Linked DNA regions of Homo sapiens: region 2 is linked to region 1. Evidence: chromatin contacts called from ENCODE Hi-C or POLR2A ChIA-PET data. All regions are on one chromosome and are shown on one strand. Each heading gives the region's core, a stretch centred on a gene start or an enhancer-like site at or near the end of the contact. The rest is flanking DNA. Distances are from core to core; before and after follow the strand shown.

Evidence for each region. Hi-C counts contacts between places; a loop is a spot of excess contacts on that map. ChIA-PET counts read pairs that join two places held with the same protein, here RNA polymerase II (POLR2A). Pooled maps may share reads with other maps.
Region 2: a map of PC-9 shows a loop between it and region 1 (2.8-fold over the local background). The contact joins two enhancer-like sites. A Hi-C loop is called at or near these places in 1 of 168 maps with a recorded cell type or tissue (PC-9), 1 of 37 single-sample maps with no recorded cell type and 4 of 50 pooled maps. POLR2A ChIA-PET finds 5 or more read pairs at or near these places in 1 of 52 experiments (GM12878).

The regions. Positions count from the first base shown.
Region 1 is chr10:24,894,335-24,899,269 of GRCh38, forward strand. All of the region lies in intron 3 of PRTFDC1 (phosphoribosyl transferase domain containing 1), which reads right to left. Among named protein-coding and RNA genes, the nearest start is that of PRTFDC1, 56 kb to the right of the region's middle. Within about 2 kb of position 3,162, at least 4 of the 41 ENCODE cell types and tissues checked have a DNase peak (open chromatin) inside an H3K27ac peak, as active enhancers do.
Region 2 is chr10:25,065,875-25,071,338 of GRCh38, forward strand. No RefSeq gene overlaps it. Among named protein-coding and RNA genes, the nearest start is that of LINC01516, 44 kb to the right of the region's middle. RefSeq lists enhancers at 1,879-2,438, 2,056-3,255, 2,439-2,997. Within about 2 kb of position 2,462, at least 3 of the 41 ENCODE cell types and tissues checked have a DNase peak (open chromatin) inside an H3K27ac peak, as active enhancers do.

The sequences.
Region 1 (4,935 bases), core at 1,912-4,411:
AAAAAAAAAAAAAAGAGAGAGAAAAGAAAATAGGAGGGCACTGCTGGCCCTTTGGCCGTGGGAAGTGCTGCATGAGCTGTGAGTCATGCTCTTAGGCTTCGGCCTCTGTGGATGCTGACCACTGACCATCACCAGCAGGCTCTGGACAGGCAAGGTGGGTTTTGTCTGTCACAGTCATGTGTAGTCAGTGGAGAAGAGTGGTTTCTTTTTCCACTTCATGCAGCTCAGAGTTCTGTGAAGGCACCCGGGAGCCAATCTCGGTTTGTGGATGAGGCAAAGTGGCTCACAACCAGGTTCCTGCTCTGCGATCCCCAGGGCAGCTCCATTTTTGAGGTTTTATGGAAGACATCACTTAAAATGTTTCAGTGCTGAAAAAAAGTTTGAAAACCACCCTCCTCCTGGGAGACAGCATAGGATAGTGGTTAAGATCGTGGCTTTGGAGTTTGACAACATGGGTTCAAATCGAGGCTCCGCTCCTGTGGATTGTGTATGCCTTGGGCAAATGAACCCTTTTGAGCCCCAAATGCAGCCTGGCTCAGAGTGGGCATCAGGAAGTAGTGGCGACACACACCACTGTCTGGCCCCACCCGTGGGTGGTGAGATAGAAGGAAACCAGGTTAAACTCAAAGAGAGACAGAGAAGCCGAGTGGTTCATGAAAGAAAACCCTGGGCTTGGCTTCCCAGACAGGTTTGAAGCAGAGAGGGGTTTGCCTACGTCGTACCAGTCAATGTCTCCTAAGATCACAAAACTGGATGCCACCTTAGAGAAAAGGCAATCCTTGTCTTGTTATAAACTGAAAACTGAGGCCTGAGGAAGTTGTGCTTTGTACCAGATTTAAATTAGAAAGCTATATCCTGCAAAACATTCTATTTTTATATCCGAGTAGGATTTGTCCTTCTTCTGGAAATCTCCACTTTCTTTTTTTTTTTTTTTTTGAGATGGAGTCGCTCTTGTTGCCCAGGCTGGAGTGCAATGGCATGATCTTGGCTCACTGCAACCTCTGCCCCCTGGGTTCAAGACATTCTCCTGCCTCAGCCTCCTGAGTAGCTGAGGTTACAGGCATGCACCACCACACCTGGCTAGTTTTGTGTTTTTAGTAGAGATGGGGTTTCTCCATGTTGCTCAGGCTGGTCTTGAACTCCTGACCTCAGGTGATCCACCTGCCTTGGCCTCCCAAAGTGCTGAGATTACAGGTGTGAGCCACCACGCCCAGTCTTCACTTTATTAGTAGTTTTCTACGCCTTAGAGAATGTGGGGGGTGGTGCATGAACGGCCTTGCTTAGGGAAAAGGAACAGCACTGGAACAGAAGAGAAAGAAAACCTAAAAACCTAGGAGGGCAAGAGCTGGGGTGGATATATATATATATATATATATATATATATATATATATATCTGTAAATACATACACATGCATACACACATTCTCTATCCATATATCTAGAGAGGGAGACTGATTAAAAAATGGAAATCAATATCCCTTGATGCAATTTTTAACCCATTACAACAATAATATGAGTACAGACCTTCCATATAAAAATGTTTTCACATAATTTTCAGACACCTGGAAGTTATGTCAACGCATATTTAATCTAAAAACAAAATAAAACTAGTTCCCCCCCTTCTTTCTTTCACTGCACTGACACAGTGAAACATCTCTGGCCTCAGCTAACTCTTTGGCCACATGGTGCTCCCACCACACATGTACAGAGAAGGGCTTTTGGTCCTGGGAAACTAGGGCACAGAAGTCAACAGTAGGTGTTCTAGAACAGGGGTCCCCAAACCCCAGGCTGTGGATTGGTACTGGTCTGTGGTCGTTGGGAACAGGGCCACACAGCAGGAGGTGAGTGGCAGGAGAGGCAGCATTACTGCCTGAGCTCTGCCTCCTGTCAGATCAGCGGGGGCATGAGATTCTCATAGGATCACAACCCTATGGCGAACTGTGCATGCGAGGGATCTAGGTTGCATGTTCCTTACGAGAATCTAACTAATGCCTGATGATCTGAGGTGGAAGAGTTTCATCTGGAAACCATCCCCCAACCCTTCCCTAGTCCATGGAAAAGCTGTCTTCCACAAAACTGGTCCCCGGTGACAAAAAGGTCGGGGACTGCTCTTCTAGAGGGTGCTTCCCCAAGTCTTTAATTAGGAAGAAAGGCCATTTCTTCACTGGGCCTCCTCATGAGAATCCCAGAGTTCACTAGCTCAACTGCTGACAGTGCCATGCTAGTTTTAGTCTTTTCTTAATGGAAAGGGAGAAAAAGATGAAAGCAAATGCATCTTATTTGGAGGCACTTCAGAGGAAAGTCAGAAAGTATGTCACTCGGTCTGTTGTGAGGAGCACTGGGTGGTCAAGCACTAAACACTCTGGAAAAATCCTGAAATGTCCTCTGTGAAATTCAAGGTCTTTCCAATACCAAACAAAAGTGCATACCACTTAGCGTGTTCTTCTAAAAAGTTGAAAAGGCCGTGTGTACCTTTCGCCTGTAATCCTAGAACTTTGGGAGGCCAAGGAGGGAGGATCCCTTAAGGCCAGGAGTTTAAGACCAGCCTGGACAACATAGCAAGACCCTGTTTCTACAAACAATTTAAAAATTAATCAGGTGTGGTGGTGCGAGTCCGTGGTCCCAGTTACTCAGAAGACTGAGGTGGGAGAATTGCTTAAGTCCAGGAGTTCAAGACTAGCCTGGGAAACATGGCAAAAACCCATCTCTACAAAAAATACAAAAATTTGCTGGGCATGGTGGCATGTGCCTGTAGTCCCTGCCACTCAGGAGGCTGAGGTGGGAGGATCGCTTGAGCCCAGGAGTTTGAGGCTGCAGTGAGCAATTATGAAGCCACTATACTCCAGCCTGACAGAGCAAGAATCTGTTTCAAAAAAATAAATAAATAAATGAACCATCCCCCAGATGGAGAGCATTCTGAACCAGTAGAAGTCCCCTCCTTGGAGTCAGTTAAAAGGCATTCCTATTCCTAAGTCTATCTCTAAGTCTATCCCTATCCCTAAGTCTAAATTTAACAAAAACCAAACAAAATAAAAAGGTACTCCTACTACCTGCTGTCCTCTTTTAGGATGTTCACTGATGGCTTCTCTTCCCCTCCTCTCAGAATTAAGAAGGTTGTGGTATTTAGGATAAAAAATGAGGCAATGTGATGTTTTGGCAAAACCCTTTGATGGCAGGAAACCCTGTTAGCATTTTGATAGAGTGAGTCAGCCATTGAGGCCTTCAGGGGAGTGATAAGAGTGTCCCCAGCATGACACTCCACAACTTGATGGAAATCCGGGGCTTCTTTGTAAGCATAACTGTTTTTCCCAAGAAGTGCAAACTAAAAACACAATGAGGTGGCCCTTTTGGCCTATAACATCGAGAAACATGTTAAAGAAATATAGTGATAATATCTAATATGTGGCAACAACGTGAAAAAATAGACGCTTTCTTTCATGAATGACTGTCAGATATATACATGAAATGCAACTGTTTGGCAGGGAAATTTGATCATAAGGTCTCAAAAGCTTTCAAAGTGCATGTGGTCTTAGCAGCAAGTCTAATGGGACAGTCAGAGAGGTGCACAATATTTTATGAATAAGGATGTTTATCACAGCATTATTTATGGTGCAGGGCGTCTTTAAAGAATCTAAGTGTCCTATAATAGAGGAAGACTTGAAAAGTATGTAAAGGTGTGCATATCACGGGATGCTTACCAGCCATTAACAGTGATCTTGTAAAGTACTTTTTTTTGATAAGTGTCCAATTCAGGATTTTCTCAGCTGCAAGTGACAAGAACTCCATTTGAACTAATTTAAACAGAAAGGTGACTGATGGAAAAGAAGAGCTGAGGCTGTGCGCAGTGGCTCACACCTGTAATCTCAGCACTCTGGGAGGCTGAGGTGGGCAGTTCTCTTAAAACCAGAGTTTGAGACCAGCCTGGGAAACATGGGGAAATCCCGTCTCTACAAAAAAAAAAAAAAAAAAAACACAAAAATTAGCTGGGCCTGGTGGCGCACACCTGGAGTGTCAGCTACTCGGGAGGCTGAGATGGGAGAATCAATTGAGCCTGGGAGGTCGAGGCTGCAGTGAGCCATGATTGTGCCACTGTACTCCGGCCCGGGTGACAGAATGAGACCCTGTCTCAAAAAAAAAAAAAAAAAAGGAATGAAGAGTTGGACCAGCAGGCTTAGGAAGGCAGTTCAAGTGACAGTGGCACTCTATAATAGAACCAGGAACACAGATGGCTTCGGGTCTCCCTCTCCTTTTCTCCTTCTTGTCTCTGCTTCTCCTCCATCTTTAGGCTCACATTCTTGCCTCATTACCCAAGAAGAAAGGATTTCCCCCTCCAAACTCCAGTGTGAAAAATTCCAAGAAAGACTTGATTGGTCTGGCTTGGATGACACATCTACCCTTGGACCAGTCATTGTGGCCAAGTATACGTGTACCACAAGGATCAGCCTAGGTGTATGAGAAATTGCTAAGAACTGAATGTTTATGTCTCCCCCAAATTCACACATTAAAATCCTCACCCCCAATATGATGCTATAAGGAGGGGGAGCCTCAGAGAGGTAATTAAGTCATGGGATTCTTTCCCTTATAAAAGAGTCCCCAGAATGCTTGTCTTTCTGGATACAAGAAGCTGGCCACATGCAACCCGGAAGCCCTCACCAGAACCCAGCCATGCCAGCACCTTAATCTTGGACTTCCAGCCTCCAGAACTGTGAGAAATAAATTTTTATTGTTTATAAGTCAACCAGTCTATGGCACTTTGTTACAGCAGCCCAAACGGACTAAAATACCTACCCTTCCATCAAGTGCTGTGACCAAGGGGCCATGTGGATCTCCTATGAGAGCAGTGGAGTGAATGGAATACCACCGTTGGGGCAACTGAGGAAATTGCTGGAACCAGGGAGCCACCCCCCAATTTGTGTCTCCCACAACATCAGTTG
Region 2 (5,464 bases), core at 1,212-3,711, 170 kb after region 1:
ACCTAACCCTCAGAGAAAGTTTGACCCACCCGTGGGGAGATGGAGTCATGACTCCAGAAGATTCTCCAGCACGCTCCTTCCCTGGGGTTGTAAGGGTGCCTGAAAGTGGAAGCTCATAGATTCTTAGAGTTGAAAGGCCCATGTGCAGGGCATCTTCTTCAGTCCCCACCCTGTATAGGAATCTCTTCCTTAACATCCTTGCCAGGCAGCAACAACCTCAGCCAAACATTACCAGGAACAAGGTTAGACAGAGCAGGGACCCCCCATAGGGGCCTGCCAGTCACCCCAACAATCTTCCCAAGCATGGAAAGAAAGAAAAATTTAGAGTTCATTCAAGGGAAGTTCCAGGAACCTAGCTAGCCTTGAGAAGTAGATGAGGAACTTTATAATCGAGAAGATTTGCTGAGTATGTAAACCTGAACATCCTGCACATGTACCTGGGAACTCAAAATTTTTAAAAAAAGATTATATCAACCCTCTGTCAGAAGACATCATGAAAAAAAATACAAAACATTTAAAAAGGTAATAGCTTAAAACAATCACCAAGGAAGTTAGAGTCACAAAATGTTTTGTGACTATAGAAACTATAGAAACTAAAGACGACATCTTAACATGCGTCCCTGAGCTGTTTTTCAGAAACCCAGACGCCACCGAATGGAAAATACCATCTGCTAGAATGTAGACCTCAGAGAAGGGGAAGCTGAGGACTGAACTCTGACCGCCATTCTTTATCTAAATTTCTTCCTGGGGTCCTGGAGGAGGTCACACCCACGAGCCAGAGCTAACATTCTTTTCTGCTGGCCCCAAATTTTTAGAGAAAGCTTCAGCTCCTTAACCAATCTCAAATCAGAAAATCTTCTAATCTGGCCGGGCGTGGTGGCTCATGCCTGTAATCCCAGCACTTTGGGAGACCGAGGTGGTGGATCACCTGAGGTCAGGAGTTCGAGACCAGCCTGGCCAACATGGTGAAACCCCGTTTCTACTAAAAATACAAAAGTGGCCAGGCATGGTGGTGTGCTTCTGTTATCCCAGCTACTTGGGAGGCTGAGGTAGGAGACTCACTTGAACCCAGGAGGCAGAGGTTGCAGTGAGCCAAGATCGCATCATTGTACTCCAGTCTGGGCAAAAAGAGTGAAACTCGTCTCAAAGTAAAATAAAATATCTTCTAATCTACCCCAGCATACCTGCTTTGAGATGTTCCCCCTTTTTAGGTCAAACCAATATGTCGCCTTCATGTATTGATTTATGGCTTTGCTTGTCACCTCTGGCTCCCCACCTTTGAAGTCCCTTACCTGTAAACTGTCAGGGAATTCACATCTTAACCACATGCTGTCAATTCTCCTTCCTGGGCATCCTGCAATAAATCTCCCACTTTCTCTTGCTGCAATCCTGATGTGAGTATTGGCTTTGCAGAGCCCAGTGCGTGGACCCAAGGTTGGTTCAGTAACAAAGGAAATCAGGACCATTTAGGCCACTGTTGGACATTCCCAAGACCAGAAAATTCTTTATTTTAAGCTAAAATCCAATTTGAAATGAATTGACATTATGAAAAATTTATTTATTTTATTGCAATATTTTGCCCTAAAAAAAAATAATTTTAGATTGCACTGAAAGGCACATAATATTTTAGAAAGCTCCAGGCATGGTGGCTCATGCCTGTAATCCCAGCACTTTGGGAGGCTGAAGCAAGCAGATCACTTGAGGTCGGGAGTTCAAGACCACCCTGGCCAACATGGTAAAACCCTGTCTCTACTAACAAAAATACAAAAATTAGCTGGGCATGGTGGCGAGCGCCTGTAGTTCCAGCTATTCTGGAGGTTAAGGCAGGAGAATCACTTGAACCCATAGGCGGAGGTTGCAGTGAGCCAAGATTGTGTCATTGCACTCCAGCCTGGACAAGAGAGCGAGACTCTATTTCCAAAAAAATATATTTTAGAAAGGGATGAGGGAGTTCATAATCCTCCTGAAATTATGTAATTATGTACAAAAGTATGTATATGCGTATGTGCTCTTCGTTTTTTCTTTTTTCTGCATATTGGGTCCAGAGCTTTCATGGGACACCTAAGGGTCCTCAGTGATTCTGTGCTATCCCAGAAGTGTGATGTTGAGTTGAAGGTGTCACACTTAAACAAAATACAGACAGGCCACATCTCACTCAGGGGGAGGCATCCTGGCTCCATCAGCTTGCCCAGGGTGGCAGGGTCTTCTCTTTAGCCCAGAATAAGTACCCTTTCCCAATCAGAGCCCAGTGAATGTGCCATCTGTCTCAAGCCCAGCCACATAAAATCATGATGCTACCCGGGGCCTTTGTTTCGGGTAGTGCTCTTATTTTTCAGGGTGGCAGCCTGTCTGCGCCTTGACTCCTCTACGTCAGCACTGCTCAGCTATGGAAAAGTCATGAGGGATAATGGTGGTGTTTGTAGAGCCAGCATGTGTCATGTGGGTTTTCAGACAAAGGGATACAGAGACTCATGCTTTACTAACTCATCATCTGCATACCCATTCGGGAAGAGGAAATGACTGGGGCCACATCACTCCAAGCTTGTCTCTACTTGTCCTTGTGACGAGTATCTCACGCACACAAAGGGACACTTTTTTCTCTTGTTTTCACTAGCAAGTCCTATGTAGGGATGACATCATCTCTGTGCTGATTTACTTTAAAATACTTTCGTGCAATCGACACCCTAGGAGGAGGGAGGAAGGAGGAGGTATTTGAAGTACCCTAATCAGACATCCACGTTCCAAGAGTTGTTAGTTAGCATTTGAAACATCCTAATTAGGGATCCACACTTAGGAGGGGGTTACTTAGCACTTCAAATATTGTTATTGAAATCTACCCCACAAACGGTGTGTTCATTAGCATAAGAGATGGTGGAAGTAAAAATTTCCCTGGTGGAATGGTAGCTTTCAAGGGATGATTTTGACTGGAAAGAGTGTGCTTCCCACCACCCCAGCTGGAACAAGGTTTAAGAATGCAGCAAGCCAAAGACAATACTCCCATAGACAAACTACAGGTACAGAGCCCCATGCTTCCTGAGGCCCCTACATCCCCCCTTTCATACTGTATGTAGGACTCTGTTGTCCTGTCTTTAAAATATGGTGGCATTCCATTGCAGTGTACATTTTTATGTGCATTTTCAGTGCAAGGTGCTTACCAGAGTGTCCAGGATCAGAGAGCAGGACTAGACATCAACAGGTGAATGAGAGTTTCTGTGCCTGCTCACTAAGTCTTGCTTTCACCAGCTAATAAATGCTGAAACCTAGTGAGTAGTGACTACCTGTCACTAACTGCTGTTTAGTCCCCTGTTCAATGGAATGGTTAAACTGGCAACACCAGGTCTCAAAGAAAATCAAAGATAAATAAACTAGAGCCTTAGCATATAAATATCCTCAAGTTTCTCCTGTACAATTTAAGATCTTTCAAGAAGGCCAGGCACAGTGGCCTGTAATCCCGGCACTTTGAGAGGCCGAGGCAGGAGGATTGCTTGAGCCCAGGAGTTTGAGACCAGCCTAGGCAACATAGGGAGATCCCGTCTTTACAAAAAAATGAAAAATTACCTGGCTGTGGTGGCACACACCTGTGGTCCCAGCTACCCAGGAGGCTGAGGTGGGAGGATCACTTGAGCCTGGGAGGTGGAGGCTGCGGTGAGATTATGTCTATAAGGAGCTCAGTGCCTGCACAGGAAAAATGTGATCATTTTTGCTTTTATTATTAATCACCTAGTTAACTTCCACTTGATCATTAAAATTCATCTCAAGTGTCTTCCTTTCTTAGAGGTTTCTCTAGTCACCTCCTTAAGTCCCTACTCTGTGTTGTCACAAAGCCTGACCAACCTCTATGGAAGCATGTACCATACTCTATGGCTAATTTCTTTTTATGTGTTAATCTCCACTGTTAGCTCCTTGAGGGCAGGAATTATGCCTTGTTTGTTTTATGTCCCCGGTACCTACTATATAATAGATATTCAAGAAATATTGAATGAATGAACAAATGCATAAATTAGATGGGGATATACAGCTTTATGCAGAGACCCCCTGGGAGGGGTCTTTGAGAGTTACCATCCTACCCAATGGTTGAATGGTAGTTGGGGGGAAGAGGAGAAAACTGAGTTCGATTTGGAAATTACAGATAGAATTTTGCTTAATATATAGAAGCACTTCTGTGATTATCAAAAAATGGAAAGGAATACTTCAGTGGTATTTCTCCAAAGTTATTTCAGCAGAGGTTAGTAGCGTGGTGAATTTTATTCACTCACTCCATAAGAGATTTGCCTAGGAGTTATTGTCTATCTCTAACATTGCGTGACAATTCCATACGAGAAATAAAGGGCTATGAAACAGTCTCCCATAAACATTTGGGCTTTATTGCATGTTGATTCTATGTCTTAATATCCTTATCTCTTCTCCTAAATGTGCTTTTTAGTTTTCAAATGATCTGTATCTCTTTTTGATCAGCTCCCTTACTTATATATGTACTTATAGGCAGTTTTTTTGATAAGATGACATAATCTGTGAGGCTTTTGCTTGGCTGTTGGGAAATGGAGATAATTGTAAATTATTCATATCAAATTGTTGGATTTTAGGTCTACTTGCTGAAAACACAGGGATGGCCAAGGAGGTCATTTTGGTTTTAAAACCAGAATGGCTTTAAACAAAAAATGGCTTTAAGACCAAAAGTCAGGTAAATCTTGTGCTGAACTAAACCTCTAACTTCACAGTGTTATTCATTGAATGCTAAAAAAATTTTATAAAGCCTCCAGAGAATAGTCAAACCCCCAATAAATCCAAGGCCCACACTACTTTTTCCAATTGCAGTAGCCAATTGATGATTGAATGGGAATATTTGCAAGCCATAACTGTCTTCAGACCATGTAACCAGGAAACTAACCATGTTATCTCTGGAACAAGCCTTTCCACTCAGTGCAGGACACAGAGGGGGCCTTTCCACTAAGCAGACAGACTTTTTATTTTGTGAGTAGGTAAAAAATAGATCTAATCTACTCATCTAGAATGATCTTGCCATTTTTATTATAAAAATCAGAGAATGGCAGCACTGTAATAAACATTTAGCAATATATATTTTTTTTCTGAGGCTTTTTTGGAAATACAGAGAGGCTTCTATTACCTTAGGAAATAACCAGGTAACTCCAAGTATTTATATCCTATACACACTTTTTCTTCATTCCTTTATGGATTTTTCTCTGTATCAGTTGAGTAAGGATCTGAGATAGAATGGAAGCTATGCTTTAAGAATATGGATGCCTCTTTTCAGCACCAGGTAGAACGAAGACCAAGATAGGCAGCTAAAATGTGATACTTCCAAGCAAGATAGATTTGAATTGATTTGATAATGATCTGATTTGCCTCTCTGTCTTGGACATAAGAACAGAACATTGGCTATATCTTGACTTCACTTGAGGCCATTTAGAGACAGGGTTTATTGACATTTAACCCTAAGAATTTT